Linked DNA regions of Homo sapiens: regions 1 and 3 are each linked to region 2. A link is an interaction called in ENCODE POLR2A ChIA-PET data of the cell type or tissue named here. Cell type or tissue: CD4-positive, alpha-beta T cell. All regions are shown on one strand. Each heading gives the region's core, and the rest is flanking DNA. Links, peaks and the distances in the headings are about the cores only. Region 1 overlaps IATPR (ITGB1 adjacent tumor promoting lncRNA). Region 2 overlaps CCDC7 (coiled-coil domain containing 7). Region 3 has its middle 19 kb from the start of LINC02644.

Region 1 (10,750 bases), core at 2,698-7,697, 650 kb after region 2:
AGGCTGTTCTCCCATTGCCAAGATGGCCCGATGAAGACATGAGCCCCCTGGCTGGTGTGATGAACGCTTTGTTTAGGGGGAAGATACAAGTGAAGTGGTGCAGAACTTACGTCTTTAAATCCACCACCACACTGGAAAATGTCCACAAAATAGTCTATTGACAGGTGATTTTTCTGGCTCAGGTTCCAAGCTGACTTGAAAAATGCCATTATGAGTTTTCTGCTGTTTTCATTTAATGGCTGAAACATCAGGTCTTGAAAACTTCAACTGGTCACTTCCTCTAAGCTACTCAGAAAAATATTTCCCTTTTATTAGTGTCCGAACTGTGCATGCATGTATGTGTTACCTCAATGCCCACTATGGTGGTCTGTTTTTAAGCTGGTCCTCTGTGATCCCTGTCTCCAGTATGTATGCCTTGGTATATGGTCCTCTTCACTTGAATGTGGACAAGCCTTAGTTACTATTGTCTACCAGCTAGAATATGGCAAAAATCATGGTATGCCATTTTCAAGATGAAGATATGAAAAGACTGCACCTTCCATTAGGGGTATCTTCTCTCACATTCTGTCTCTTGGAATCCTCATCTGAGGAAAGGCACATCCTATGTTGTAAACAGCCTTATGGGGTGGCCCACATGACAAGGACTTGATGTCTCTAGCCAAAAGACAGTGAAGACTTGAAGCTTGCCAATGGAACGTGAGTGAACCCAGAAGCAGATCCTTCCCGGTTTGAGCCTTCAGATGACAACAGCCCCAGCCAGCACCTGCACTGCAGCCTTGTGAGGTACCCTGAGCTGGAGGACCCAGCTAAGCTGTTCTTGGATTTCTGACCCACAGAAACTGTGAGATCATAAATGCTTGCTGCTTTAAGCTGTTAAATTTGGGCTAATTTATTATACACAATAAATAACAAGTACATCCACTTATAGTGGGTTTGTGAAATAAAATTGAGGCATGTTCATGTGATAGGACATAGGTCAGTCATTAAAATGTGAAATAGAAGAATATTTAATAACATGACAAAATATTCACAATACACTGTTATTTAACAATATCAAATTGTTGTTAAACAACTGGTACTATATGGTACAAGATATATGTGAAAAATACTAAATTTATATTCACCAGCATGGGTTAAATATCGAAAATGGAATTTATGGCTGGAATATTTGTTATTTGACGTACTTTCTACATGTACTTTTAAAAGCATGTGCATGACTTTTAAAAGCAGAGGAGAAAAAACAATGCACTCTTAGACTGCACACAGAGGGCAGACCTTAAGCATGGATCTAGTATAGCCACACTTGAAGATACCAGGACATTTTGAGGGGGATTTTTAACCTACTGAACACAAACTGATAGCTAGCACTGTTCAAGCTCAACTTCAACACTGCAGATGAGTAATTCATTTAAAATAAATATTCATTATTTATTAGGATCCAGGAATGCCTTCTTCCATAGGCGTATTCAGCACATCAGAAATGTCCTTGAAGCACCCATAATTTCAGCCCTTTGGAAGGCTGAGGCAGGTGATCACTGGAGGCCAGGACTTCGTGATCAGCCTGGCCAATATGGTGAAATCCCGTGTCTCCTAAAAATACAAAAATTAGCCAGGTGTAGTGGCACATGCCTGTAATCCCAGCTACTCGGGAGGGTGAGGCAGGAGAATCCCTTGAACCTGGGAGGCGGAGGTTGCAGTGAGCCAAGATCACACCACTGCACTCCAGCCTGGGTAACAAAGTGAGACTCTGTCTCAAAACGAACAAACAAACAGACAAAAAGGAAATGCCCTTAAATCTTTAGTTGCACTGGTTATCCATCCGAGGTTCAGGCACCCTCACTGAAAATGTCATAGAGAGCTTCTGTGGCTCACAAGGAGAGTTGTTAGATCACAGGTAGTCGGTCAGCCAGAACAAGACAAAGCCTGGGAAAATTCAGTGCTTAGGACTTGATTTTTAAATCGCTTTGCCAACTTAATAGAGGCTTAAAATTTTCCATACAATTCCCATACTAGTGATATGGACAGGAGGTGGGGAAATACTGGGTAGAAGAGGGTGGTTCCCCGGCAAAGTCCTCACCCTCAGGCCTGGAAACCGCGGCCCTAAATGAGAACGGTTATCCTTGTTTTTCAGCCCAAATGTTACTTTTTTGGTTCTCCTTGTCCCTTCCCCACCATCTTGTGCCCATATAAATCCCAGACCTCAGCTGTCAGATAGTCAAGCAGCTGAACATGGAGAGGAGAAGGAGCAACTGAGTGTTAGAGACTATGGATAGAGGTGGCTTAACTTCAGAAGGCATGACTCCAGCCGCGCTTCAGGAAAAGATCACCTTCTTTCGGCACCATCATCTTTCCAGCTCCCCTCCGCTAAGAGCCACCTCCATCACTCAGTAAAACCTCTGCATTCACCATCCTTCAAGTCCGTGTGACCTGATTCTTCCTGGATGCTGGACAAGAATCAGGGTACCAAGAGGGCAGGGTGTATGCCACCGTGATTCTCCACTGAGCTGGTTAACACTTAGCCATCCGTGGACGGCAAATACTAAAAGAGAATTGTTTGCAACACATGCCCTCTGGGGCTCCAGAGGTCGGGGGCAACCCCTAGAGGCTGCTGTGGACCAGTACAGGGTTCGTTCCTGCTGGCGCCTAAAGACACTCACCCTGGCTCTTTCACCCGCTCACCTGCATGCTCCTCCTCCCACAAGGGGTTTAAGCTCTGCTGAGCAAAATGAGCCGCCCCCCACCCCACTGTCGCAGGTCCCACAAGGGGGTCAGGGAACTCTCCCATCTCACTGGTTTCCTCAAAGCAGTAAGACACTAGAACTCACTTTTTCTAGGTGGAGATGAAATCCGTATACTGCAGTTGAATAGCTGCCACAGCAAATAGAAATGACCGCTATGGTTTGTTCCTAATTATGGTTTTAAATTTCTATAGGATCTCTTCACTTTGGGGAGAACTTTTTCACTATTGGCTTTTGGAAATAGACATTATAGTGATTTGGCTCAAACAGAAAAAAAAGGCTTCTTTCTGAAAAATCTAGAATTTTCATCAGTTTTGCATTCATTCTAATTAAACGTAGGTGTAATATTAAAGTGAAGTAACCTCATCCTCATTTCTTAGGAAAAACATCAACCAAAACCGTATTTTTCATGTTTCATTTCAGTTTCTCTAAAGTATCAGTGCACTGTCCATCATAAGCAATTGAAAGAGTTTGTGCTAGTAACTGCTTTGCAGGATATCAGAGTGAGTTCAGACAGCCTGAGTTTGTTCCCCATCCCACCATTCAGTGACTCTGTGACTTTCAATTCCTCAGTTTCCCTTATCTGTATCACAAGCACTTGCTTCACAGAACGTTAGGAGGGTGAATTTAGCGAATGTTGTTAGAACCATGTCAGCTATGAAGCATGTGCTCAGTAGATATACTCATTACTCTGGAGACTGATCAATATAGTCTCAGTAGAACTCTTTCTGAAGACAGACTTGGTTTCAATGAACAATTTAATCAATGGGAAATATTTTGTAGAAATAGAGAATTTAACAAACTCTTGGATTATCCAATGCTGCATGATAAATTGATGGAGTCAGAAGACAAAGTGCAATGCAGGCTTACTGGGTAAAGCCCAAATTCCTCAATCTTTTGGAAATGAGAAGAAGGACGCTTAAAGCTCATTATTGTCATGGATCTGGGAGGTTTTTACAATTCCCAGGAAGGTTTAGAGGAAGGTTTAGATGGCTATTAATGTAACTGACCCCAGGCGACTCTGACCCAGGAAGTTCACAACAGCCTTCCCAATGAATCAGGTCAAAAGGTCACCTTTTTTTTTTTTTTTTTTTTTTTTCAGAGAACGGGGAAGATGCTAATGTGGGAACTGGTTAGGAGAGCATCTGGACATTGCTATTCTTAATTATTCTGGAAGCAAAGAGCAGAACAGTTGAATCACTTTAATGAGAGTTACAACTTGCTGAGGTTAAACCAGTGTCCGCATCTGGGAACCCATGCAAACTATTCAGGAGGTAAAGAAAGAGACCAGGAAGGTAGATAGAAAAATAGGGAACTCACTTTTTAGGATTTTTTCGAGCCTATTTTGTTAATATCAGTATCTATCCTTCCCTTTGTATTCTTGTGAGTCTTCTTTTCAATTTCTTCTAAGGGACTTGATACAAGCTTGGGTTTGGGACATGTTCTTACTAATGGACCAAAGGATAACATCAATAGCACCAGGTACCTGTTCTACACCACATGCATCATATGTATCATCTCAGTTAATCTTCACAATAATCTTGTAAGGATGAGACTTGAACCTTCATTTGACAGATGAGGAACCTAACGCTCAGAAAGGGTAAGCAATTTGCTTAAAGTTACACAGCTCAGACATGGCAAGTTGAAGTTTAATCACAGGTGCACCGGAGTTCAATGCCTAGACCCTTTCCTCTGCTTGTTCCAGGGTCTCAGAGGAGGAAAGGAGAACAATTTATGTCAGATAAACTTATTTGCCCAAAACATGTGTAGGAATTTACGTCACTGCACTCATTTCTACAGCCTCGTTTGTTCACAAAATGCTCTAATCACAGATAAGTGGGAGCCACCTTTCTGAACAGAGAATCGTTGGAGTAACTTCAAAGCCACCAGAAATGTAGGGGAGTTTGGGATAGAACCTTGAAATAATTTTTGGTTACCAGTAAGCACAACAAATAAAACAGTGAAGTCATTCGTAGGAAGATGTGAGAAAGTGTTTAAAACACAACTTTTGAGAGTTAGAAAGACCTAGAAAGAGTATCACTGGTTCCCTTGGGGATTTCACCAGTCCTTAGCTACAACACAGTCAGTTGTATAGAGCTTTCGGATGTGCGTATATGTACAATTTCGAAAAAGTTCAATTGGTTCAATTGCAGAAAGCTGCCCCAATCTGCACATGGGCCAATTTCCATTTGGTGCTGAAACAGTTTTATAGAAATTGCAATAATGTAGCCCACTCGCTGCATGGACAGAAGCTGCCTATTTCAAGTTAGGTGTTCATTCAATTTTCTTGTCCTTTATTTCTATATTTAGTTTATTCCCTTCCAAAGATGTGTAACGATAAGAAAGAGAGAAGAAGTAAGGAAGGAAGATATTTTCTTTTCTCTATATGTGTGTTTTATCAACACAGCCTCAGCTTGAGATCTCTTGGGAAAAGCATTTCAAGACAGGCAGAATGATGTCCTTCCTGCCACAACATAATTTTCCAGTTGCCAGGGGAAAACTACATATTGTACCCAAAACAACAACCGAGAGAACAGATAATAATCACTCCCTAAGAGCACTTGCTTCAGCTTCTCTCAGAAAAGGCTGCAGAAACGATCTTGAAGTTACTATTAACTCTGTATTTTAAAAGAGACAAAATGGATTCCTGTCCTTCCTTGCTGGAATGGCTGTATCGCTTTCTGCAGTCAGGGTCTCCATTTTTACTTAACAAAATCTAGCACGGCTGGTCTAAAGGTATGGGAACAGTGAAAGGGGCGGATCAAGAGAAGTCTGCTGAGGGGTTCAAATTTCTTTCTTGGTCCTCCCCCCAAGATGTTCTTGTCAGGTGCAAAAATCCTGTGATCTGCACAGCAATGCGTGTGAAAACCACATGTTTTGATGCAATACAACTGTCCTTGCACAATTCTTATCCGGAAGCTTATAAGAAAAGTGCGATTTTCTTAGAAGCACTCGTATTGAATGTAAGTGTATCCTTTCCCCAATACTCAGAATGTTGTGGTTCAGCAGCAGTGACCAAACCCCTCAAGTAGCTGCCCTATGAAAACAAATCCCCCCTGCAGCTGGGTTTTTTTTTTCTTTTTTTTTTTAGGAGCCACACAGGCCAACATCCTAAGGATTTTTGCAAACTGTAGCACTGAGTGGCTCTGCCCTCTCAGGCCTCCCTTAATGAAGACCTCTTGGAGGACTCATATTGAGCTATTATTGCAGGCATTGCCAAAGGCTTTCTTCACCCCCACCTGTGAGCTCTGCAAAAAACCCAGAAGTGGTTGGCACTATTTTTATCAAAAGCAAATAAAAAATAATAATTTCCTCAGGATATACATCCTCTCAGAAAAGAAAAAAAAATTTCTCGTTTTGACAGAAAAAGGAAATGTATAAGCAAGTCAGTGGAGAACTTTCTTCATTTTTAAATTATCGACTTTCCTCCGACTGTGGCGGGGTAGAGATTCTTAGGCTTGAAAGGGGTCTCTTGAGGTTGCCCAATTCTCTCCCCATAGCTTTGATTCCAGCAGATAAGGATCTAATTTCTCAACCTGCCAAGAATGGAGATTGCCCAAGGTCCCTTGGTACCTCATTCCAGTGTTTAACAGCCCTCACTGTCATGAAACGCTTCTCGGTGCCTAATGCAAGCCCCCAGTATTGTAATTTTGTGTCTCCTTCCTGCTGACACGTCCTCAGGGAGGTGCAGTCCATCTCCTTCCGATCGCCCTGTGTCAAGGTCCTTCCTAAACTTGAAGACTCAGAGACAATGACTCCTCGCTCTTCCCTATTCCAGAGCGAAAACAGAAATTTACTTTCTTTAATTTCTCCTTTTGAGTGTTAGGTCTAACTCATTTGTGACTTGCCTCTCAACTCTGGCCCCCCGACCCCGTCTACTTTTGCCTCCTTACTTCTGAAGAGAACTCCAAAGTCTTAAGGGAAGATCACCCTAGGGTTCCCTCTACTACAATGTTCAGATTTATTTTTCACATCCAGAAATAACTCAGTTAACTCAGGGTCGTGAGGAAATTTTTGGGCTGGCTCCTCCTAAAACTAGTATGGGGAAGGATTTTTTTAGTTTTGTGAACCTCTGGGAAATTAACCAAAAACTCCCCCACAGAATGTATTAAAAACAAGAGGCCTGAATCATCTATTTTCGGGTCTGTGTTATGGTTGGATTTTTAAAGGTGAAAAATAGCTGGTAGAATTAATATTGAATAAAAAAATCAGCGGTGGCTTCATATCTTGTCCTGGCTATGTTAATAGGAGAGGCATAATTTGTCACTCTGAAATATTAAAATTCTACATAAATGGGTACTCCTTATGGATTGATGAGTCAACTGAAACAGAAGGAAGGAAATTGTATGGTTCGCTAGAGTCTTGCAAAGTTCAATGGAATCTTCCATAGAGTCCTTCATGCTAGTCTTTACTCACCAGTTAAAGCCCAGTGGCCACCCACCATATACGTAGCTACCCTGGAGATGTGCTGGGGCACTTTACCCAGTTTTGAAATACATCTGGATGTTCCTAACTCAGGGCTTTATATCTGTGAAATTTTGATTAGCATGTGCTGAGCAACTGCTTGGCGTTAACTTTTCATATGTGAAATAGAAATTACGGACATGCTGAAGAGACACTTTAGGTTGGACACTCCCACTCCAGAAATAAATCAATGAGACCATTCCAGATTTTTCAAGCATCTTAAATAAAGGAAATTCCAGCTCGCCATGCGAAATCCTTCTGTAGAGAAAAGGAAGTGGCCCAAGCCGGCAACTTATTCTGATGAACAGCTTGTACATTCAGAACAAAAGTGAGAAGCTTCATGGTTGTAAAGAAAAGTGGTAATTAAATCATGCGTCAAAGTGCACTCAAAATATTCTTTTTAAAAGCTTATACATGACAGCACAAGAGGTTGCTAGTTACATGTATTGTTTTTAAAAATAAACATTATTAGGTTCATGCAAAAGTAATCTCAGTTTTTGCTATTACTTTTATTTATTTATTTATATAAATTTTTAAAGTTCTGGGGTACATGTGCAGGATGTGCAGGTTTGTTACATAGGTAAACGTGTGCCAGGGTGGTTTGCTGCACCTGTCAACCTGTCACCTAGGTATTAAGCCCCATGTGCATGAGCTGTTTTCCCTAATGCTCTCCCACCTCTGCCCTCCTCCAACAAGTCCCAGTAAGTGTTGTTCCCCTCCCTGTGTCCATGTATTCTCATTGTTCAGCTCCCACTTATAAAGGAGAACATGTGGTTTTTGGTTTTCTGTTCCTGCGTTAGTTTGCTGAGGATAATTCGCCATTACTTTTAAATGGCAAACACTGCATTTACTTTTGCACCAACCTAATAGTTACATTTTTAGAACATTTACTTCCATGGACTAGGAAACCTAAGATGTTATCTAATTAATTTTTATAAATGAGGTCTGGTTGGGCTGCGGGTTGGTTGGACGGGTTATTGCCACTTACAAATGGATAAAAGTGAAAGGAATTTAATAGTCTTTTCTAAGGTCACAAATGGCTCAGTGGTGGGATGATTAATTCACACCCATGTGGGCGTCAGGGGACTAACATCCTATTTCTCTTCTGAACTATATTATCCAGGAGACCTCCATAGGCCAAAGGCTTAGGAGAATTCCTGATGTCTTCTCTTCTCCACTGCTGGGTGGTGATGTTATCCATCCAAGAAGATAAAAATCATAGAATATTTTTTTTCTATGATATTCATTCATTTTTGAATGAATCTTGGAGATACTTTAATGCAGCTTTCTTCTTTCTATAGATAAGCCAGCTTATGCCTCTGAAAGGTTATCCAAAATCAGGCACACATGATTAAGAGCAAAATAGGGACCACAACGCAAGACTTCTGGCTCTTCTACTACAGCAACTGAAAGCAACAGTGAACATTACTTCATTTATGGTGTAATAAAACCAACTTCAAAGTCCATTTAGGCCCAGATGACTCTTGGTCTCATGCTTGACACTTCTGTTACCTATTTGAGGCTTACTGTTCAAAATATTCATAGACTGTACTTAAGGTACCATGTGTTCCTTCTGGTAAATCAAAAGTAGTTTTTATGTTATATTTAGGGGCAGATTTCATCTACTAGCATAAAACATTATGATAAACTCTCCCCACCCCCTAACAAAGGCATTTCATTCCACATGTCGTGAGCAACTGCTTGCAGAGAACATGCACCATGTGAAAAAGTAATTATTGCCTTGCCTAAGGAATGAAGCTGACTCTATCAGCATGTCCAGGCTTTTGCAGATAAGTGAGCAAAACCATGGCTTACTAAGAACACTGCAATTTTTTTTTAACCTTTTGAAAATTCATTCTTTTCTAATGATTAGTTATGGGGAAAAGTGAGTTAAGTACTGCTTGACAGTTTGCTCTATAGAAGCTCTGTAATATCACCTCTCCTAGTCTTCTTTGATATAGAACCAACCATCTGTATCGATGACTTCTTTCCCTCTTTAATAAGTTGTAAATTGAACAGCATAATTCTTCCCATGTCCAAGACTAGTCAGCCAAAATACTGTGTTCGGAATTTGGCTGGCTGTATGTTATAACTTGTCTGTCATCACTTTCTTTCATTACAGCCCTGTGGTTGGTTTTTGTAGACTTTAAGGATCCGTTCGCTAGTGATTCATTTCATTTGGGTATATGCTACATGTTATTCTGTGCTTGTGTTAGACCAAAATGTCACATTCCACAAGTGTGTCCAGATGATCACTAAGCATTGGAAAGGAGTCAGTTTTGGAGTTGGCCGAGCTTCCTTCTATAAGACTTGTCTTTCAACAATTGATAAGGTTGATCAAATCTTTCAGCTTCGATCTGTTGTGTCCTTATTTCATAGAAATGGCCCATTTTTGAGTCTTAGAGTTTACTCTCTTTTTACTTGTGAATATATCTGAAATGAACACTTACTAAGACATAAATTCCAGTGAAAGAAGGGTCTTTCCTTTTGATTATCCTCTTTTAGAACTCTCCAGAAAAGGAATGGACAATCTTTTAAAGAGAGGCCTCTTTGTTAGTGGAAGTATTTATCAAGAGAATGGATTTCCACGTTAATCAGAGATTGCAATAGGAACTTCCTAAAACTCCTTCTGAAGTTAAGATTTCTTGAAACTCTTCTCAAACACTTGGTTTAATGTAGGGGGCGGCTAGAGGAAGTTGAATAAATATAAAGAGCAAGTTTTTGTTTTGTGATCATTATTTTTAGTTTTACTTGAAAAAGTAAAGGTGTTCTTCATTGGTTTTTGTTGAAAGAGTCCTACAGGATAAGGCTTTTGTTTTGGAACAAGAGAAGAGCGGTTGAGCTTGTTTGGTGTGTGGGAAACAATTTTAAAGTGTGACAGATATTTCTGTAGCAGATTCTTCTGCAGCAACAGCCAGAGACTGGTTTATTGTTTCAGTAGGGAAGTAGGTATCTAAGTCAAAGGTAAGATGGGGCAGATATGCAGATTGTCTCCTCATCTATTTACGAGGTAACCTTTTTCTAAAGCCAGAAAAAAACAGCTAATCGTTGCATCTTCTGGTTGAGGTGGTAAACAACTCAGTTATCAACCGGCAGAGCATAGCTGTTGGTTTATAATTCAAGTCAACCGTGCAGGAAGGAGGGAAGTAGAGGAGATGCAGTTTCATTTCCCATTAACTCCCCTGACCTGAATTAAGGTGGGAACTGAGGAGAACATCTGTAAAAATAACAGCATGCAAACTGTACAAGGACAGGGCCATGCCCAGTTAACCCGCTGTTTGAGGTCTAAATACTTTTTGGTTATTGTGCAATATGAGTAAAACATCCTCAGAGATGAATCATAGCTCTAGAATTTTAGATTATCACTGCATATGACAATATAAAAAAATCCATGCTCCATTACACCAATTTAATAAAGCAATGTGGCATCTACCTGCCTGAACACCAAAGACACGCAACCTTATGAAAAGAAAAAAAAAATCCAAATATTCATTCTTAGAGAATCACGATTTCATTGACTGGATCAGTGTCGGCTGCCTTCAGTATAA
Region 2 (10,750 bases), core at 2,430-7,429:
TAAATAAATAAGGCTACATATCATATGATTCTATTTATATGAAATTCTGGGAAAGGGAAAACTGTAGTAAAGGACCAGTGTTTGTCTTGAGCTAAGGTAGGAGGGGAGAATTGACTGCAAAGGAGTACAGTGAAGCTTTTTGAAATGATGGAAATGTTTTATATTTTTATTGTGGTGGTGATTACCCAACTATTAAAAGGACTATGTAATCACAATCCTTATCCTGCATGACCTTGTGGTTATTATGTTTTGAAGCCCTGCCAGGAATGAATCAAAGAACCAAAACTAAAATCTGAAATTGAAGTCCAATAGAAACTGGGATGACTAGAGGTGGGAGGGAGGCGGGGTAAGGGTTGAAAAACTAGCTATCGGGTACTGTGCTCAGTACTTGGGTGACGGGATCATTGGTACCCCAAACCTCAGCATCACGCAGTATATCCAGGTAACAAACCTGCACATGTACCCACTAAATCTAAAACAAAAGTTAAAAAAAAAACCACCAAAAAAATAAAATAAAATGAAATTAAGTTCACTTTCCTGTGGTCTCCAATACTGACAAAATTGAAGAAATCAGCCCTTCGGATATCCCCTTTATTTTACTGAATTTCTTTCCTCCAATGATCTTGTATTTTATTTCACATCAACCACTAATGGACAAAGTGATATCCTGTAGTCCTTACCATAACTGTTTCATAATTTGAATTTCAGTCATCCTAATCTGTGGCCACCACCTCCTGTCTTTCCCACTCAGTCTGTCCAATATTCTGTCTCCAAAAATCCTTTGATTTCACAGGGAAACATAATCCATTGGTCTTGCTGCCTTTTTAGTGTCCGAAATCCTCCTTGTGCCCTTACTTACCCAGCTTAAATAGCATGGTCCACTATTATCATCACTCCCTTTCACACGTACTTAACTCTCTTGCCCTGTTCTGCTTTATTGGTCTCATTTGGTTACATTATAAACTTGGTCAAATCAATTTCTATCTTCTCTGTATTTCTCTATCTTCTCTATATTTGTGGCACCTGAATGTGGGTGGAAGAAGTAGGCTAATAGTTTCTCTTTATATTTGTGATTAGTAACACTAATCTGTTCATTTTCCTCTCTGCTGGATGATTTAGTTTTTTTTCCCCGTCTCCTATATGATTATAGGTCTTTATTGTGACAAGAAGTATGTGAGCCTCTCAGCATATTTATTTATTTATTTATTTATTTATTTATTTTATTTTATTTTTATTTTTTTGAGACAGAGTCTCGCTGTGTCACCTAGGCTGGAGTGCAGTGGTGTGATCTTGGCTCACTGGAACTGCTGCCTCCTGGATTCAAGCGCTTTTCGTGCCTCAGCCACCCACGTAGCTGGGATTACCGGTGTGCGGCGCCTCGCCCAGCTAATTTTTTTGTCTTTTTAGTAGAGACGGGATTTTGCCATGCTGGCCAGGCTGGTCTTGAACTCCTGACCTCAAGTGATCCAACTGCCTCAGCCTCCCAAAGTGCTAGGATTACAGGTGTGAGCCACCGCGCCTGGCTCAGTATCTTTAAATGTAATGCTCAGGGAATATATTCTTCATGGAGAACCACTCTATGAAAATCCTAACTGTATATAAGCCTGTAATATTTGTTTATCATGAGTCAATTCTCTGATTTACGAATCACTGCTTTACTAGAAGGGATTTGATCGTTATGACATTTAAGCTGTAACTATTTTTTCCTCAAAGTTGTGTATTGCCCATTAGGTGAGAGCAGAAGACTGCAGTTCATGGCAATTATACAGTTAGGTATCATAGGTAGTAGTCATTTTCTAACACCAAGAGATTTTTTTTTTTATGGTAATGATTACCTTTTATTGGGCCACCCAGAAATTTCAGTACTATGAGGCTGGGATGCTGGATTTTCTGGAACTGTGTAGAGATGAATGAGAGGAGAGACATGGCTGGGTATATGTCACTGATGGGCCACTTCCCAAAGTGTACTTTCTTTCATATTTTTTCTTTGGGAGAATTTGCTAGTATGGCATTTGAAGCATGGCTTCTTGCTGTAAATGTTTGAAGGGACATAAATTACACAAAATTAAAATTTTTCAAAAAGTAAATATGCTAGAAAAAGACAGACATGCATATGGATTCTTAAATGTAACTTTATGTTTTATTATTCTTTTCAAAAGGTTGGGGATGATATGAATTCATTCTTGACATATTGTTCGCAATTTGCAGCTCAGCTAGAAGAAGCACTTAAAGAAGAACAAAATGTATGTATTCTGTATATACTGTCAAGTATAAAATATCAAACTTGTACTGGTTGTTGAAAATTGAATCTGCTATCCAGTCAGCCAACATTAATCTAGATTCAGTGTCTTAAGAAATTATAAATGGCATTGGAAAACATTATTTATTTATTTTTTATTCTTTTTTTTTAATCATCATCAAGGGTTTTTACTATGCCCAAATGCAAAGATTATGCCACTGAACCACCACAAATAAGACATGAACTTTGAATTAATTCTTCAATAGTTGTGTGAATCTTAATGAATCTGCCATATTCCCTCATTAAGAGCATGTAAGTAGTTACAAGGTAGTTAATAAATAGTAAGGTTGTGGCAATCAGCATCAAAGAGAGAATGATTGGCCATTACAGAGAATGACCACACAATCATGGTTTAGTACCATAAGCCTTATCAATTAGCTATGAGTAAAATGTAAGACTACAGTGGAATTGTTGCAATTGTCTTTTTTTTCATATAATAGAATACACTTAATTTATTGCTTTTTCTGGCAATAGTATTTAAATTGGCATGTAATAATTATACATATTTATGGGGTACATAGCGATATTTTGATACATACAATGGGTAGTGGTCAAATCAGAGTAATTAGCATATTCATCACGTCAAACACCTAGCATTTCCTTGTGGTGGGAACATTCAAAATATATAAAATATATATATATATAATAAACCGTTGTTAGCTGTGGTCACCCTATAGTGCTGTAGAACACTATAACTTATTTCTCCTATCTAGCTGTAATTTTTTATCGTTTAACCAACCTCTCCCTATCCTCCCTCACCCCTACCCTTTCCAACCTCTAGTAATCATGATTCTACTCTCTGCTTCTATGAGATCAGCTTGTTTTAGCATTTGCATATTGGCAAGAACATGAAATATTTATCTTTCTGTTCCTGACTTATTTCTCTTCATATAATATCCTATAGGGCTTTCCATGTTGCTGTGAATGACAGGATTTAATTCTTTTTTGGAATTAAGAGTGAAATCTTTTTTGGAACTGAAAGTGGCTGAATAGTAGTCCATTCCCCCTATATGCCACATTTTCTTTATTCATTTGTCTATTGATGGACATTTAGGTTGATTATATATATTGGCGATTGCAGTTTAGTGCTGCAATAAACATGGAAGTACAGATGTCTCTTCAGTGTACTGATTTCCTTTCCTGTGGATATACACCCAGTAGTGGAATTGCTGGATCATATGGTAGTTCTATTGGTAGTTTTTTGAGGAGACTCCATGCTATTTTTCATTATCATTCTACTAGTTTAAATTTCCACCAAAAGTGTATATATGTTCCCTTTTCTCTGCATCCTTGTCAGTATTTATTATCTTTTTTCTTTTTGATAATAGCCATTCTAACTGAGGTGAGATGATATCTCATTGTGGTTTTGATTTACATTTCCCTGATGATTAGTGATGATGAGCATTTTTTTCATATACTTTTTAGCCATTTGTGTATCTTTCTTTTGAGAAATATTCAAGCCATTTACCTATTTTAAAATCAGTTTTTTTTTGCCATTGAGTTGTCTGAGTTCCTTATATATTTTGAATATTAATCACTTGTTAGATGAATTTTTTTTTGCAAATATCTTTTTTCATTCTGAAGATTGTCTTTTCACTCTGTTGGTTGTTTCCTTTGCTGTGCAGAAGCTTTTTAGTTTGATATAATACCACTTGTCTGTTTTTGCTTGTGTTGCCTATGCTTTTGAGGTCCTATGCATAAAATATTTTCTCAGACCAATGTCCTGAAGCATTTCCTCTATGTTTCCTTCCAGTAGTTTCATAGTTTTGGGTTTTACATTAAAGGCTTTAAGCTGTTTTTGAGCTGATTTTTGCATATGGTGAGATTTTGGGGTCTAGTTTCATTCTTCTGCCTATGGATATCCAGTTTTCCCAGCACCATTTATTGAAAAGACTGTCTTTTTCCCAATGTTCTTGGTGCTTTTGTTGAAAATTTGTTGGCTATAAATAAGTGGATTTATTTTTTGGGTTCTCTATTGGGTTCCATTGGTCTGTGTGTCTGTTTTTGTGCCAGTACCATGCTGTTGTGGCTACTATAGCTTTGAAGAGTATGTTGTGTGTGTGTTTGCATGTGTGTGTGTGTGTGTGTGTGCTTTTTTTTTTTTTTTTAAAGAGACAAGGTCTCACTTTGTTGGCCAGGCTGGAGTGCAGTGGCACAATCATAGCTCACTGCAGCCTCGAACTCCTGGGCTTGAGGGATCCTCTTGCCTCAGCTTCCCAAGCTGCTGGGATTACAGGCATGAACCATGATGCCTGGCTAACTTTGTAGTATATTTTGAAGTCAGATAGTGTGTTGCCTCCAGCTTTCTTCTTTTTGCTTAGGATTGCTTTGGCTACTTAGGGTCTTTTGTGGTTCCACATGAATTTTTAGGATTTGTTTTCTATTTCTGTAAAGAATGTCATGGTATTAATAATTAATATTGTTAAAATGACCATACTACTCAAAGCTATCTGCAGATTCAGTGAAATCCCTGTCAAAATGATACTGGGCTTAAGCCCAGTATTAATATTAATTCTTCTAATCCACAAACATAGGATGTCTTTTGTTTTTTTGTGTGTGTCTTCTTTAATTTCTTTCATCAGTATTTTATAATTTTCATTGTAGAGACCTTTCACCTCCTTGGTTAAATTTATTTCTAGGTATCTTATATATTATTTTGTAGCTATTATAAATGGGATTGGTCTCTTGATTTCTTTTTTTCAGCTAGTATATAAACATGCCACTGATTTTTATATGTTGATTTTATATTTTGCAGCTTTACTGAATTTATTCATTAATTCTAAGAAGTTTTTGGGTGGAGTCTTCTATGTATATGATATGTATATAATCATGTTGTCTGCAAACAGGGACACTTTTGAGGCCCTCCACTTAGTTGCTTTTCTTCCCTAGGAGAGTTCTGAGTTAGGTGAAACTAACTCAGTTTAGTGTGAACCTCTAGAGAGCTCAAAAGTGGGAACCTCTAGAGAGCTCAAAAGTGGGAACCTCTAGAGAGCTCAAAACAGTAACACAATTTCTTGGGAATATGTCTGCTATGCTCTCTCCAGAACCACTCAAAATGAGGGTTGCTGTTTTTAAGACTGCTACTGTGCTCAAGGAAGGGGTGGGGCAAGACCGAGTTAAAATACCACACAGTTCTCTTGTGGTGTTCAAGCCACATTTTATTGATGTGGCATTGCTTGGTTGCTTTAAATCTTTAACTGTTTTTCAGAGTTCTAACAAAATTGGAGCATAAGCCTTTGGACTTCCCTGCTGCACATTTTTTTTTTTTTTTTTTTTTTTTTTTGCTGTTAGCACTCTTCAAATACCCTAATAGTTTTTTTCCTTGATACAAATTTACAATTGACTTTGAATTTTATATGTATAGCATTTCAGTAGACCAAGAATAACCAAGTGAGTCCTGAAGAAAATGAACAAGGCCAAAGGACCTACCCTAACAGATATCAAGATTCATTATGCAGCTATATCAATTATGATTATGTGCTTTTGGTGCAAGCCTGGATGAACTGATGAAATTGAACAAAGTCTCAGATATTGACCCTTTTATATATGGAAAATTTTGTTGATGACAGAGCCAGCAGTATAATAAATGGCTTTGGGACAACTGGTTATTTATAAAGGAAAAAACTAATTTGATATATGATCAAATATGATACTGATGATGTAAGTATATGACCTGGAGCAAGAAACAATCACAAAACAAATACAAATCATAAAAGGCAATATTGATAAATTCACCTATATTAAATTTATAAGCTCTGTATATAAATAATTCATAAAGAGAGGGGCAAGAGAAATTTCAAACAGGGGCAAAATTTGGATCATGTATACCTGACGTATATGTGTATTTAATCACATGAAGGATTATCTAGATTATATAGATAATGTCTACTTATCAGTAAGTAAATGATTAAACAAATCATTACAAAATAAAAAGGCATTTCACAGTGGATCAGTTTTTATTTTTCACTCATTTTTATCAACAATGATCTAGATTTAGCAGTATCAGTAATTGATGCTGTGGGTTTCCTCAGTAATTGAGAAAGGCACTGTTCTCGTTAAACTAGGAGTGGTTTAAATTATTGTAGAACTATGGCTACAATGAGTGGTTGAATTGATATACGCTAAAGTTTCCCATCAGGTTCCAGTGCAGGAAGGGAAGTTTTGAGAACCCCGGAATCTTTCTTGACAGTGGAAAGAATTAGTTATTCCTAGGTATAATGTGCTTTAGTGGACATTATTTCTAAACACTTACGTAGCTGAAAATATTTTTCTTCTGACACAGACATTAATTTGCTTTGGTATATTTTCTGAAGGATCTCAGCACTTTTTGCGTAGATTTATGCTTTCTTATTTAGCTTAGTGATTCTCAGACTTTAGCATGCAAAGCAATCACCTGCAGGTCTAGTTACAACACAAATTGTTAGTCCCACTTCTAGAATTTCTGATTTAGTAGGGTAGCGTGGGGCCTGAGAATTTTCAGTACTAATAAGTATGCTTGTAGGTGGTGCTGATGCTGTTGCTGTGGCTCCTTACTTTTTGAACCACAGATCTAGAGTTAGTGTTGCGGAAGATAAATTTAATTTATCTAGTTTAATTTTTGTTCAATCTTATGTTACTCCCTGAATGCACGTAGTAACATTTTACTTTAATAATGTAATTGAAAACTTTTACCCAATTTGATAGGGTGGGGTTTTTGTTTTTGTAGCAAATGTAATCACTTTAACATTAGATATTTAAATGGTAAATACTGATATTTTGAACTGTGTATGGATGCTCCTCAACTTATGAGGGAGTTACATACTGATAAACCCATCATAAGTTGAATTTTTCATATGGTGAAAGTGCATTTAATACACCTGACCTACCAAACATTGTAACTTAGCCTACCCTACCTTAAATGTGCTGAGAACACTGGACATTAGCCTGCAGTTGGGCAAAATCATCTAACACAAAACCTATTTTATAAGGAAGTGTTGAATAGCTCATGAAACTTATTGAATACTGTACTGAAAGTGAAAAACAGAATGGTTGTAGGTGTATGTGGAGTTCAGTTTCTATTGGTTTTTGTATATTTAGTCAGTTTCTCTTGTAATTTCTCAAACAAGTAATTTGCATTTTTCATTAAAAATATTAAGTAGTATTATATTTTATATCTTGATTTTCTAGACCGTTTAGCAGGAACAGAGTTGTATTGAGAAGATAGTGTTGGGAAGGTGATGCTTTTTGTTATTGTACTTGCTGCTGTATGAAAAAAATATAATGCTCCTCTGAAAGGAATTTAAATTTTATTCCTTACATATATGTGTGTGTGTGTGTGTGTATATATATATATATATATATGTATATATATATATATATATACATATATATATATGCACATATGTACATTTTTTTTTTTAAGATGGAGTTTCGCTCTTGTTGCCCAGGCTGGAGTGCAATGGCGTGATCTCGGCTCACCGCAACCTCCGCCTCCCGGGTTCAAGTGATTCTTCTGCCTCAGCCTCCTGAATAGCTGGGATTACAGGCATGCACCACCACACCTGGCTAATTTTTGTATTTTTAGTAGAGACGGGGTTTCTCCATGTTGGTCAGGCTGGTCTTGAACTCTCGACTTCAGGTGATCCACCTGCCTTGGCCTCCCAAAGTGCTGGGATTACAGGCATGAGCCACCCCACCCAGCCTCCTTACCTATATTAAGAAAATATATGAAATAAATTTGGGAATTGTTTGGGGGCCACCTAATATAGATATATTAGGGCCAGGCATGATGGCTCATGCTCAGTGTTTTGGGAGACTGACATGGGAGGATTGCTTGTGGCCAGGAGTTCGAGACCAGCCTGGGCAACATGGCCAAACTCCATCCCTATTAAAAACAAAATTAAAAATTAGCCAGGCATGGGGGTGTGCCCATGTAGTCCTAGCTACTCAGGAGGCTGAGGCAAGAGGATCACTTGAGCCCAGGAGTTCAACGTTATAGTGAGCTATGAGTGCACCGCTGCACTCAAGCCTGGGTGACAGTGAGATTCTGTCTCTCTTTCCCTCTTTCTCCCTTTTTATATATAAAAAGAAAAATTATTTTTAAATTCTAGAAAGAAGTTGTCTATGCAAGGTGAACTAAAAGCACTGTCTGTAAATAAAAAATTTTAAGTTTCAACTACAGATTTATAAAGTTATATTTTAATACTTAGTACATTTTTGTGATTGAAAATTGCAAAAGACTGAACTAAATATTATATTATACATTGTGAAGCATTCTAATTTTAAATGTGTTAATTAAAACTTTATTTTTCAGATTTTGGAATCTCTTTTTAAGGTACGTTCAATATATTACAGCTTAAGCCTACTAAAACTTAACACAGAAATACATGCCAATGAAGAAGAGGTTTCTAAATTTTAAGGGAGTAGAAGGAATTCCATACTTGCTGCTCTATATATTTAAGAATTTTATGTTCATTTGTATAGTGCATTAGCCCCATTCTGAATCCCAAGTGATGTTTCGGTCAGGGCTGATATTTGATGGATGAAGATTCAGAGACACAGACACACATTTATATAGATATTTATTTCATCAGTGCAATTTAAGTAGTCACTATTTCTTTTTTTGTCCCTCTTTTGTTTTCTTAAAGTGGTTTCAGTGGCAGGTCAATCAGATGGAAGAAGTAAGTCTAACGTTTTAAAATTGTTAAGTTAATATTTTTTAACTCATTTGAAAAGCAATTTGGATTATGTATAAGTTAAGTATGTATAAGTCATTTTTGAATAACTGTTGGTTATAAAGTAACCTTTTGGTTTGGGTAGACAAGGAATAAGTGGATGGGATAAAATATTTCTCAGTGACCTACACCCTATATCCCTGCATATATCTGGTATACTCCAAGTTTGACTGACACATTTTTTTTCCTAAAATTGAATAATGGAAACTAAGTTATTATTTTTTCCAATTTACATAAAAGGGTGATGAGAGAACCTTTCACTTTAAATATTTCTACCATATTTTAAAAAATCATGCTAAATGATTATGTATGTGTAGACATAAAATTATGTATTGATTTTCTATAGATGAAATATGTTATTTTAATGATGTTCTTTTACACTTTTGATTCAGGCACTTTGCCATTAGTTTGAGAACTACTGGTCTCTGTCCTTAGGGGCTTTTAATTCTACTTTGGAAAATACTTTATATATGCTGTCAGTATATTAGAATGATTTCCAGGGTAGCTTTACTGATTTACAGTATTATTTTAGTTCTCATTTGGTCACACTTATGGTTCAGTCCAATTAAACACTCTTGAAGCCCAGGCTTTTCAAAGAAAAGAGGCCAGTTTATTTGGGGGTATTTAAAGGATAAATATAGATAGAACCTTAAATGCATGAACTGTGACTATATCCTAGCATCTTCTCATTGTTTTTATCTCTGGTCCCAGAACAGAAGACTTTCATGGTCTATATGCTGTTTGCTTTAGGATACATTTGACTGACATTGGAAAAGTGTTAGTCATTCTTTGATTATGGCATAGAGGTCATTATCCTTCCAGAGAAGTAGGGGTAGAGTGAAGTCTACTATTCCTCTACCCTCTTTTAAAATGTGTTCTTCTTTGCAACTTTGGAAATTCATCTTGTCATCTTCTTTTCATCCATCAACCTCTTTTTATTATTTTATTAATGGGTTTACTTTTACTCTTCTTTTGCACTCAGTCCTGTCAATGTACATGACCTATCCAAAACCCTGGCTTCTCACTTTCTTGACTTCCTCATCTCCAAAGATCTCTTGGCCTCCACTTCCAGTCACACTCTGGAACTTGTCATTAACTAAATTACTTTTTAAAAATTACTAATTTAGGCAACTTATTCTTGAACTGTAAATTTCTGTTTTTCCAATTATTACTTTAAATACTGCTCTGGCCACCAAACACTTGGAATGCTCTAAATACAAGCTGTTGGTTGGAACTCCTTCAATTCCTGCTACCTAACACAATATTAACGTCTGTACTCATTTTCTCTTTCTTTTTTCCTGTTAAGACAGATATATTGTTCTTTCTTATACATATGACTAATTATTTCACTTCTGTTTTGGATTTCATATCCTCTTGCCTTCTCAAGACTTTGTGTTTGTTTGTTTGTTTGTTTGTGTTTTTGAGAACTTGATCTCATTCTGGTTGCCCTGGCTGGACTGCAGTGATTTGATCTCGGCTCACTGAAGCCTTGACCTCCCGGGCTCAGGTGATTCTCCAACCTTAGCCTCTCAAGTAGCTGGGACCACGGGCATGAGCCACCATGCCTGGCTAATTGGTATTTTTTTTAGTAGAGATGGGGTTTTGCCATGTTGCCCAGGCTAGTCTTGAACTCCTGGATTCATGCAATTCCCTTGCCTCCGCCTCCCAAAGTGCTGGGATTACAGGCGTGAGCCACTGTGCCCTGCCGTGCCCTCTCAAGAACTTTGATTAATTATTC
Region 3 (10,750 bases), core at 3,391-8,390, 1.8 Mb before region 2:
GCCTCAGCCTCCTGAATAGTTGGGACTACAGGCACATGCCACCATGCCTGGCTAATTTTTGTATTTTTGGTAGAGACAGGGTTTCACTATGTTGGCCAGGATGGTCTCGATCTCCTGACCTCGTGATCCAGCCGCCTCAGCCTTTCAAAGTGCTGGGATTACAGGCATGAGCCACTGTGCCCAGCCAGGGTATTTGTTATTTCACCCCTTTACTGACATCTTAAATGCTAATATGAAATCCAGAATATTGTTCAGAGGTGGCATGGATCATTGACAGCATCATAGGCAAAATGTAAATGTTACTTAGTCCTATCTGTTGCATTTTGTATAAATATTAATGGAATATTTTTCAGTCCTTAAGTTTGAGGAATAATAGATGCATATACATATATATAATTTATGGATTTGCCAATTAATGTGCTGTTTTTGTCCTGTCATGCCAGTAAATATTTATTAATTATATACTTTTCCAGTACCGTTAAGTATGCTAAGTATTAAGAAAGTGGAAGACACGCAAGGCCCTTAAGTTTAATTGGGCGGAAGAGTATTAGAAGGAATGTAATCTGGAGCAAGGTTGACTGTGTGATATGTATGGTCTTTTACATGGGGGAAACGTCACAGAAAAATAAATACAGGAATCATCAGGAATAATTTTCAATAGAAAGTGAAATTGAGCCAAGTTTAGAGTTAAGCAAAATTTGAATTGCTGGAAGTGAAGGGAGAAATCATTCTAAGAGAAAGAATAAAACAAACTATGAACGTAAGAAATAGCATTACATTCATGTATTCATTCAGCAAACACTTAGTAATCAACCCCTCCTGTATGTATCACCATGATCTGATCCCTGCCCTTAAGGATCTTGGAATTGTGTACTGGAGAGAAGACACCATTGGACCATGAGTGCCTGGGGTATATGAAGTGGCCTCTGTGTATATATTAAGTGAATGAACGAGCACATGAGAGGGGGAGGAATAGGGGAGAGAGGCAGGAAGTCGACAGGAAGATGTACCTAAAGAACTCTTGTGAATCGCAAGTTGTAAGCAGGTTGAGAGTTCAGAGGAGGGAACATTATCCTGGCCACTTAGGACACTGGGAGGAGGAATCGTGCCCACAGGGCAGAGGCTGGCTCGGTGGGGCAGTGCCAGCTGAGATCTCCTGGCCTTTTTGTGTCTGTGCTGGTCACCCCATTAGGATTTCTGTCTTCCTCCGTTTGACTCACTGTCAACAGAGACCCTGTTGCACCTGATTCAACTGTTGCATGTTCTTGAAGTTAACAAATTCTTTTGTGCCATTTCTCCCAGGTACTGGTGTTTGATTTTGGTAGTGAAGTTTACGTATGGCATGGGAAAGAAGTCACGTTAGCACAACGAAAAATAGAATTTCAGCTGGCAAAGCACTTATGGAATGGAACCTTTGACTATGAGAACTGTGACATTAATCCCCTGGATCCTGGAGAATGCAATCCGCTTATCCGCAGGTACTACTGCCCCCACCTTGGGACGGCTCCCTGAGCGAGCTGATTCCCTTCGATCCCTCTGTTCTCACCACAGTCCTCTACTCTCGCTCTTTATAGGGTTCAGTTTTCATAAACGATTATATGCAGTGGACTGTGAATATTCACAAAAGGAACAGTTCTTTAACTTTTATCTAACTATTATAGAAATATGGATGCTGTCGTCTTCCAGAAGAGGTTTGTTATAGTTGATTTCTTGAAGTGAGCAAGAAATGCTGCAAGTTCCTCCCTGCGGCATTCCAAGTGCTGCTGTGGCAGATGAACAGCAATTGTTTAAACAAATTACATGCGGATCTGAAAGGCTTCCCCGGGTCTGGAATTCAGCCATTGATCTGAAAGTGCAAAAGCAACATGCCTCCCTCTAATTTCATACCTTCCCAGCATCGCCCTCGAATTCCAGGATTTATTTGGCAGCAGATGATGTTTATGTCTTTATACCTTTTGGGAAGGGAAGAGGGAGAGGAGATGGTATTAAAACAATGATTGCAATTGTAATATTCCCTGCAGGTACTAGACTCTTTAAAGTTATTTTTGAAATTGAATAGAATATGTGCAAACTCTAAAATTGTGATTATGAGAAAAAAATTCTTACATGCAAAGGATTGTTGTTGTCTTTTTAACTATCAGACCAAAAAAAGTAGTGCTTTTTAACTATGGGTGCTGTTACAATAGATGAGAAACCAATGAACCAACAAACAGCATAGAATATTGGGCATCACACAACTACATTTTAATGTTTTCCATTGAACTGGTATATGAATTTCAACTTTCCTGCCTAGTTTCCTGCTTTAAAATCCAATTATTGATTTTCTTATTAATTATTATAGAAATCATTAAAATTATGTCAGTGTGGTAAGAAGTTTTAATGTCCTTGTTAAGCAAATGCACTAATGTTTAACCTCAGTATGGTAACAACTGTTGTTTTAAGGACTGGAACTACAACAGCTCAAAAGATTTTATTTGGTATAGCAGAGAAAAAAAAACAAGCTAAAGCATAAAAATCTATGTGATAGCCAACTGTATTTAATAGTGGCATAATCACAGATCTGAAAGTAGATGACTGAGCTCCTAACCCACTGGTTTTCAACATCTCTGAGACAGAATCACCTGAGGGGCCTTTAAAAAAAAGGCATTTGCTCAGCCCAGCCCCAGAGATGTGTTTTCGTTTCATGTGAGTTACAGTTTATGTGTCAATATGTCTTAAAAGCTCCCAGGGATTTTAAGGTGCAGCCAAGATTACGCACCCAGCCCTTCTTAGCAAATGAGGCTGAAACCACTGAGCCCAGTTCCGGCTGTAGGTCAGGGCAGTGCGTGGAGAAACACATCTGGCTTCTGGCCCAGGTTCATCCCCCTCACCCTGCAATCTGCTGCATCGCTTGCTCACAACGCTTCAAAACATAAGTGACAGATTCTAAAGCAGAAACCAAAAGCCCTTTCAATTATCATCTTAGCAAGCCTGCAGAGTAGGACTGACATAAGAGACAGTCATTCAGATATTTTCTGATAAAGACCACACAGCCTTTCAAGACCACCGTGCATTTTCCATAGGTGCTTATGTTTGGTTCCTAAAGTCCCATAAGAGCATGAGGTAGAAGTGTCTGTGCTCTATGATTTATCCGGCAGCTTTCTTTGAATCAGGCAGCCTTTTTGATGTGCCTCAGCTGTGACATCAGCAGCTGTGGTCTTGACCAAGCAGGAAGTGACTGAGGCAGTAGCACAGCAGGGCACAAGCAGCAGCGGGGGTTGCTCTAAGAGGTGGCTGCATCCCAGGCCAGATTCACAACCGAAGATGGGTCTGGAGGGATGAAAGATCGTGCATATTATTCCAGGGCTACTCCCTCCGCAGCACGCATATCTTCTCTACCTTTTGTTTTATTTCTTTTTCTTTCTTTTTTTAAATTTTTAATTAATTAACTTATTTTTTTGAGACAGAGTCTCATTCTTGTCGCCCAGGCTGGAATGCAATGGTGCTATCTTGGCTCACTGCAACCTCTACCTCCTGGGTTTAAGTGATTCTCCTGCCTTAGCCACCCGAGTAGCTGGGATTACAGGTGCCCGCCACCACATCTGGCTAATTTTTGTATTTTTAGTAGAGACGGGGTTTCACTATGTTGGCCAGGCTGGTCTTGAACTCCTGACCTCAGGTGATTCACCTGCCTCGGCCTCCCAAACTGCTGGGATTACAGGCATAAGCTACCACACCCAGCCCTCAGCTCTACCTTTTTCTAAATTACCTGTGTTCTTGGGGACAGCACAAATTCTGAAATCCCAAGCCCGCACAAGACCTCCTATCTTTCTGTGCTCTCCCCATCTGCCGTCTTGGTCAGTGGCCTAGAAATAAGTGCACAAAAAGGCACTTCAAGATCTATGAAAGTGTGTTCATTTTAGTGATGGGAGAATCTCTGTACTCTGGAGAGCTTTGTTGTAACATGAAATAAAATAATAGAGAATTGAGGAGGGAGCTACCTCTTCCCTACGTCTATTAATTAATTGGAGGAAACTTGGTGAGCATTTGCAGGTGACTGGGTGGCACAGAGTAGATGACAAGTGAGGTTTGCCCACAGCTCCTGCTATTGCCGAAATCTCCACCCAGCGTGCCACTCCCAGGGCATCCCAAAGACAAGAATTTGCTAGAATGTGGCCAGGTACAGTGGCCCACACCTGTAGTCCCAGCATTTTGGGAGGCTGAGGTGGGAGGATTGCTTGAAGCCAGAAGTGCAAGACAGCCTGGGCAACATAACGAGACCTGGTCTCTATTAAAAAATTAGCTAGGCATGGTGGCACACATCTGCAGTTCCAGCTATTTGCAAGGCTGAGGCAGGAGGATCACTGCAGCCCAGGAGTTCGAGGCTGCAGGGAGCTATGATTGTGCAACTGCACTTCAGCCTGGGCAACGGAGCAAGACCTTATCTCAAAAAAAACAAAAAACAAAAACAAAAAAAACTTGCTAGAATGTAAGAAAAGTCTAGTCCTGACATGGTTCATGTCACATTAAGGCACATCAAAAACTCCATGGACACAAAGCTTTGCAAGACTTCAGACTAAAATAACAAAATGTCAGTATTTGGTAAAATGCAGGAAAATAAACCATTTATTTTATATGTACTCACGTACTTTGAGGTTTTTTCCAGCAGCCGCATGTGTTTTAGATTCCTTTGTTTAAGCTTGGCTTCATCTTGGTTCTTTTCCTGTCTGTTCTCCCAACCCCCTTCCCACCCTACAGAAAAGGACAGGGGCGGCCCGACTGGGCGATATTTGGGAGACTTACTGAACACAATGAGACGATTTTGTTCAAAGAAAAGTTTCTGGATTGGACAGAACTGAAAAGACCAAATGAGAAGAACCCCGGGGAACTTGCCCAGCACAAGGTATTCCAGTGACCAAGTCTCAAACCTCAGGGCTTGGTTCGGGTCCCAACAAAAGTGGCCTTGATGTAAAATGATCAAATCAGGATAGTTCGCATGGCTGTCACCCCAGATGTATCATTTCTTTGTGGTGAGAACATTCAAATCTTCTCTTCTAGCTATTTTGAAATATGCAATACAGTATTGGAAAACAGTCACCCCACTGTGCAGGAGAAAACCAGAGCTCATTCCTCCTCTCTGATTGTCATTTTGTACCTGTTGGCCAACATCTCCCTATCCTCCCTGTCCCGTCTCCTTCCCACACCCCCTTCCCCATGAAACAGATGCATTTATCAACACATCAAATCATATCCATAATAATGTGTCAACTAAAATACTTTTTTAATTAAAAAAAATGGACACACATACACACACACACACACACACCCCTTAAAGCTAAGAGGCCTTCCCAGGATTCACTAATAGAACAGCAGACTGGCCTCCAATTCTAATCTGACTCTGGGAGGTGAAGAGTCGGGTTTGCACCTGTTTTCAGGCACCCCATGCACCAGTGTGGCCAATGGGTGTTCAGACCTGCCAGAGTCTTTCTGAAAATGCAGCCTTTCCCTGACTGCAGTTAAACATCCTGAGACAGAGTGTGGAAGGTGTATTTTTATGCTGTCCCATGAACAGCTGAAGCAGCGTTGAGTGTGACAAGGAATAGCTGCGGAAACAGGCAACTGAACCGATGTCTTCATGTTCCCCTATAGGAAGACTCCAGGGCCGATGTCAAGCGGAACAACGTGACACGGATGGTGTCCGTGCCCCAGACGACAGCAGGTGCCATCCTGGACAGGGTGAACATTGGCTGTGGCTGTGGCCTGGTGGAAGGACACCACAGGAGGCAGTTTGAGATCACCAGTGTCTCCGTGGATGTCTGGTACATCCTGGAATTTGACTATAGCAGGCTCCCCAAACAAAGCATCGGGCAGTTCCACGAGGGGGATGCCTATGTGGTCAAGTGGAAGTTCATGGTGAGCACGGCAGGTTAGTGAGCGCTTATGGCTTTCTCCAGCTGAAAGAGGTCAGCCCAGCAGCCCTGCGGGAGCCAGCTTCTCCAATGAACCCTGTCATGCCCTCTGCTGCGTGCGTGCAGTGGGGCACCGCAGTCATACGCCTTTGAGAGCCAGTTAGTAAACCACAGAGATGAAAAGAAGTAAGGCCGAATTCCTAACAACCTAGCATTGCCGAGGCCGCTGGTGTTCACCTGTAGAAATTGAACTTGCACATCAAGGCTTCTCAGCTCCCTCTCTCCCTCCCCTGCCCCTGTCCCCAGAGATTTTCTGGGAAAGAGATGATTGGCCTCTAAATGGTATTTCCCATGTGGCTGTGTGCTGCTTCAACTAAAGTCGTTAAGTAGAGCATATCTTCGTGATTTAAAGCTGGAACCAATGGTGCTGTAACATTATAGTAAATACATGCACAGAAGATTGATTTGAAAAGTGAAAGAGGCTGTTTCTCCTGAGACTGAGAGCACAGGTGGTGCTTTGTGGGTCTGGTGTAGTAAATGCAGAGTCTAAACTCTCCTCGGTTCCTGATGGTGACAGACCCCATTGCAAAACACTCACCCGGATGCTTGGCGCTGGGGAAAGGGGGAGTCCGGTGAACTCCGGAGAAATCATCCCTTTCCTTGCCAAGGAGGAGCCTTTCCCACAGCGCTCCTCACCCCTTCCCATTTAGGAGAGCATGCAGGTCACAGGTCTGTGATTTCAATTCAGAAGGGAGTTTTTTCACCTCTTTTCAGCCTCCTTGCTGTGCGGGTGCACCTGCCCCCGGGGCCACAGGAAGCACAGGCAGCTGTTTGCTGATCAGAAAACTGCAGGCTTGGAACCACGTGATTTCTTTCCTGATTTATACAAAATGCATCTGTTTCATCAACTGACACCATTTCCTGAGCATCTACTCTATGGGAGACACTTTCTGTAGGGACCAAGTAAAGATTTCAGACCCTGTCTCCAAGACAGTTATCCATGATGTAAAGCAAGTGCAGGAACACCCAGCAGGCGGGTCTCACTGAGCACACGGCCAGTGGGGCTGTGTGCTGTGCAGAGCCGGGCTGTGGCCCAGAGGTCCCCCTGCCCCCTCAGGGCACGATGCTGGGGGCTTTACCCTGCCTCTAGCTGAGTGCCTCCTGGGTTTCCTGAGACTTGTTCTGTTGTGATGCTAATTTCTCAGATGAGGAACAGGACCTTAAGATCAAGGAACCTGCCTGAAGCCACAAGCTAGCAGGGAGTGGAGCGGGACACTCACATCCAGGCCTGCCTCTTTTCAAACCCAACTGTGCTGCTAACCCACCCTGCATGCAGGGAGTCAGAGTGGGGCTCCAGCACAGGATGTGGAGAGCCGTGAGTTTGGCTACAAGGAGGGGCCGAAGATCCCAGTCACCAGACTGTGGAGCAGGTCAGGGTTGAACCAGCAGCAAGGCGACTTGAGGTTGGGCCGCTGAACACACCAAACTTCAGGGGCTTCTTAAACAGCAGGAAGGGGATCTTCCAGGGCCCAGGCAGCTCCAGCCTCTCCTTCCAGGGAGTAGTGGGGTGTCAGACAAGGACCCCCAGTGGGAGGAACTCCCTTTCCTCCCTCTTCCCCTCCCCTCCGCTCCCCTCCCCTTCCCTTCCCTTCCTTGACAGGGTCTCACTATGTTGCCCAGGCACTTTCTTTCTTCACTTCTTTCTTTCCTTCTTTTCTTTCTTTCTTCTTTCCTTCCTTTCTTCCCTCCCTCCCTCTCTCCCTCCCTCTCTCTCTCCCTCCCTCCTCTCTTTCTTTCTCTTTCTTTCTTTCTTTCTTTCTTTCTTTCTTTTTCTTTTCTTTTCTTTTCTTTTCTTTTCTTTTCTTTTCTTTTCTTTTCTTTTCTCTCTCTCTCTCTCTCTCTCTTTCTTTCTTTCCAGCAGACTTATAACTTTGAAAAAGTCCAGCTTTGGAGAATTAAGATAGAGCAGGGAGCGTTCAGATTCCAGACCATCCCTCCAGCAGGGGGGAAGCACAGCCCCATGGCACTTGCAGTCACTCCGTAGCCAACGCGGAAGCTCTGGCCCCTTGGTGACACTAGTCCGGCTCCCCTATCACTTGTGCGCACAAGGGCCACACCTGCAAACAGGACTGAGTCAGAGCTCAGGGTGCACTTCTGGGAGAGGGTCAGCAAAAGCAGCAGCTGCACAGGTGGTACAGCCTCCACTTGGCCAATGCTGGCCGGCCTGCTAGGGTCAATGTCCTGGCCCAGTGCCTGCAGGGTAGGGTTGCTCGTGCCCCACCAGGGTCAGGAGACAGCTGCTTGAGGTGCTCAGGGATGCTGAGCCAGGCTCCTCCGGGGCGTGATAGGGGTTTAATTTCTATAAATAGGTGGCTCTGGGGCAAGAATACTTAACCACGAGCAGTCTTCATATCTCTGTTTTCTGTTATTCCTACTGGTACCAAACTTATTCTTGAAACTCTTTTGATGGCATAACATATCCAAACTTTATTTATTTATTTATTTTATTATTTTATTTATTTATTTATTTATTTATTTATTTATTTATTTATTTTGAGACAGAGTCTCGCTCTGTTGCCCAGGCTGGAGTGCAGTGGCATGATCTCGGCTCACTGCAAGCTCCACCTACTGGGTTCACATCATTCTCCTGCCTCAGCCTCCTGAGTAGCTGAGACTACAGGTGCCCACCACCATGCCCGGCTAATTTTTTGTATTTTTAGAGAAGTGAGGTTTCACCGTGTTAGCCAGGATGGTCTCAATCTCCTGACCTGGTGATCCGCCTGCCTCGGCCTCCCAAAGTGCTGGGATTACAGGCATAAGCCACCGCGCCCGGCCCTATTTATTTTTTTTGAGACAGGTTCTCACTCTGTTGCCCAGGCTGGAGTGCAGTGGCGCAACCTCGGCTCACTGCAACCTCTGTCTCCTGGGTTCAAGCAATTCTCCCTGCCTTGGCCTCCCAAATAGCTGGGATTACAGGCCCCCGCCACCACACCCCATTAATTTTTGTATTACACTTTAAATTAGGCAACTGATCAAGGCTGTGAAAAGAATGACCCCATAAGTTCTTCACACTGAAAATTGAATATTTACATTGATAAAATTAAAAATAAATACACATAAGAAAAATTAATTTGTATATAGGACTACATTTCAATACATGCAGGAAAACTGTAAGGAAAATTAGTGAAATGCCCATTTTGTAAAATATCTTTAAAGAAATAAAAGTCTAGGCTTACATCTGTAATCCCTGAGTTTTGGGAAGCTGAGGTGGGAGGATCACTTAAGGCCAGGTGTTCAAGACTACCCTGGGCAGCACAGTAAAACCCCATCTGTACAAAAAATTAAAAAATCAGCCCAGTATAGTGGCATCTGCCTGTAGTCCCAGCGCTTTGGGAGGCTGAGCCAGGAGGATCACTTGAGCCCAGGAGTTCAAGGCTGCAGTGAGCTATGGTTATACCACTACACTCCAGCCTGAGCAGTAGAGCAAGACCCTGTCTCTAAAATAAAAATACTTTTAAAAAGAGATACAGTTGTATTTTGGGTATATACGGTCAAGTCTGTTTAGAATGTTAGGACGTAATATTGGTTATTTAAGTGTAAATGTGTATTTACACAATGTATTTGAGTGCTAAAAATGTCTAGGTCTTTATAGACTGTTATGAGCTATTTGAAACATGCCTTTCCCCAGTAATCTAGTTGGTGCAACAGATTTTCACTACTTTGAGGAACAGGATTGCTAATCAAAGGCAAAATTTTTTTGCTAAGTTAGCAGAAATTTCAGTTGAGTGGCTTCCAAATTAATTATAGTTATTTATAATGTAGTCATTGATGGTTCCTATTTTATTTTGCCCTCTCAAAAACATACAAACTTAGCCAGTTCAGATCCACAGTGGATGGTACGAAAGGCTGTTTTTAGTGAAAATGCTTTAAGAAATTATTAGAATCATTTATGGAACCTACGTTACAGATACTTTACCAAACAAATGGCCAAAAAACAAATAAAAATGACCCCTGAACTTTTAGGAACTTAAATGAGTTTTCTTCTTCCCTTCAAACCTCAATACAGTTGTAATGTTGGAAATGGGATTGGAGCTAGGAAAAGTTGCGGTGATATAGAACCAGAGACTCCAGTTTTTTTTGTTTGTTTGCTTGCTTGTTTGTTTGTTTGTTTGTTTTGTTACGGAGTCTCATTCTGTTGCCCAGGCTGGAGTGCAGTGGCACAATCTCGGCTCACTGCAACCTCCATCTCCCGGATTCAAGTGATTCTCCTGCCTCAGCTTCTTGAGTAGCTGGGATTACAGGCATGTGCCACCATGCCCAGCTAATTTTTGTATTTTTAGTAGAGACGGGTTTCACCGTGTTGGCCAGGCTGGTCTCGAACTCCTGACCTCATGATCCGCCTGCCTCGGCCTCCCAAAGTGCTGGGATTACAAGCGTGAGCCACCGCGCCCGGCCAGTTCTTTTACTATTACAATTTAGCAGGTCTTCTCCACCTCGAAGCTCGGATTAATTCTACCTGTGTTTCCACAGTGCTTTGAATTATTTCATATTTTACATTCATTCTTCATCTGGAATTTACTTTGATGCACATGATATCTTCAGCTTTGTTCTCTTTTCTTTCAAAGATCCCGGAAGTTTTAACTTCGCGCCCCGCCTGTTCGTCCTCAGCAGCTCCTCTGGGGATTTCGCAGCCACGGAGTTCGTGTACCCTGCCCGAGCCCCCTCTGTGGTCAGTTCCATGCCCTTCCTGCAGGAAGATCTATACAGCGTGCCCCAGCCAGGTAAGGCCTGCAGGGGGCAGCTATGCTGAGCAGCAGAAGACACACCTTCTATGTGCTTCTGCACACCCAGAACATGTGCTT

The links. ChIA-PET counts read pairs that join two places held together with the same protein. Peaks named below come from ENCODE experiments on the same cell type or tissue, not always from the same donor. Only the 100,000 strongest peaks of a DNase experiment are listed, where the experiment ranks them.
Region 1: POLR2A ChIA-PET joins it to region 2 with 5 read pairs; 2 of 35 experiments call an interaction of 5 or more read pairs at or near these places.
Region 3: POLR2A ChIA-PET joins it to region 2 with 5 read pairs; 1 of 35 experiments calls an interaction of 5 or more read pairs at or near these places.

Annotation. Positions count from the first base shown.
Region 1 is chr10:33,104,360-33,115,109 of GRCh38, forward strand. All of the region lies in intron 1 of IATPR (ITGB1 adjacent tumor promoting lncRNA), which reads right to left. Among named protein-coding and RNA genes, the nearest start is that of IATPR, 7.1 kb to the right of the region's middle. In CD4-positive, alpha-beta T cell, for the core only: no CTCF peak of the experiment used is centred there; a DNase peak (open chromatin) is centred at 5,592; H3K4me3 peaks cover 690 bases; H3K27ac peaks cover 3,661 bases.
Region 2 is chr10:32,454,092-32,464,841 of GRCh38, forward strand. It overlaps CCDC7 (coiled-coil domain containing 7), which reads left to right. Exons shown (of 44, transcript NM_001395015.1): 4 at 2,160-2,243; 5 at 8,592-8,612; 6 at 8,926-8,958. Among named protein-coding and RNA genes, the nearest start is that of CCDC7, 13 kb to the left of the region's middle. In CD4-positive, alpha-beta T cell, for the core only: no CTCF peak of the experiment used is centred there; a DNase peak (open chromatin) is centred at 5,430; H3K4me3 peaks cover 602 bases; H3K27ac peaks cover 1,356 bases.
Region 3 is chr10:30,698,785-30,709,534 of GRCh38, forward strand. It overlaps the pseudogene SVIL2P. Among named protein-coding and RNA genes, the nearest start is that of LINC02644, 19 kb to the right of the region's middle. RefSeq lists enhancers at 3,136-3,275, 3,296-3,345, 6,282-6,341, 6,458-6,981, 6,862-6,911. In CD4-positive, alpha-beta T cell, for the core only: no CTCF peak of the experiment used is centred there; DNase peaks (open chromatin) are centred at 6,007, 6,387 and 6,697; H3K4me3 peaks cover 1,518 bases; H3K27ac peaks cover 3,652 bases.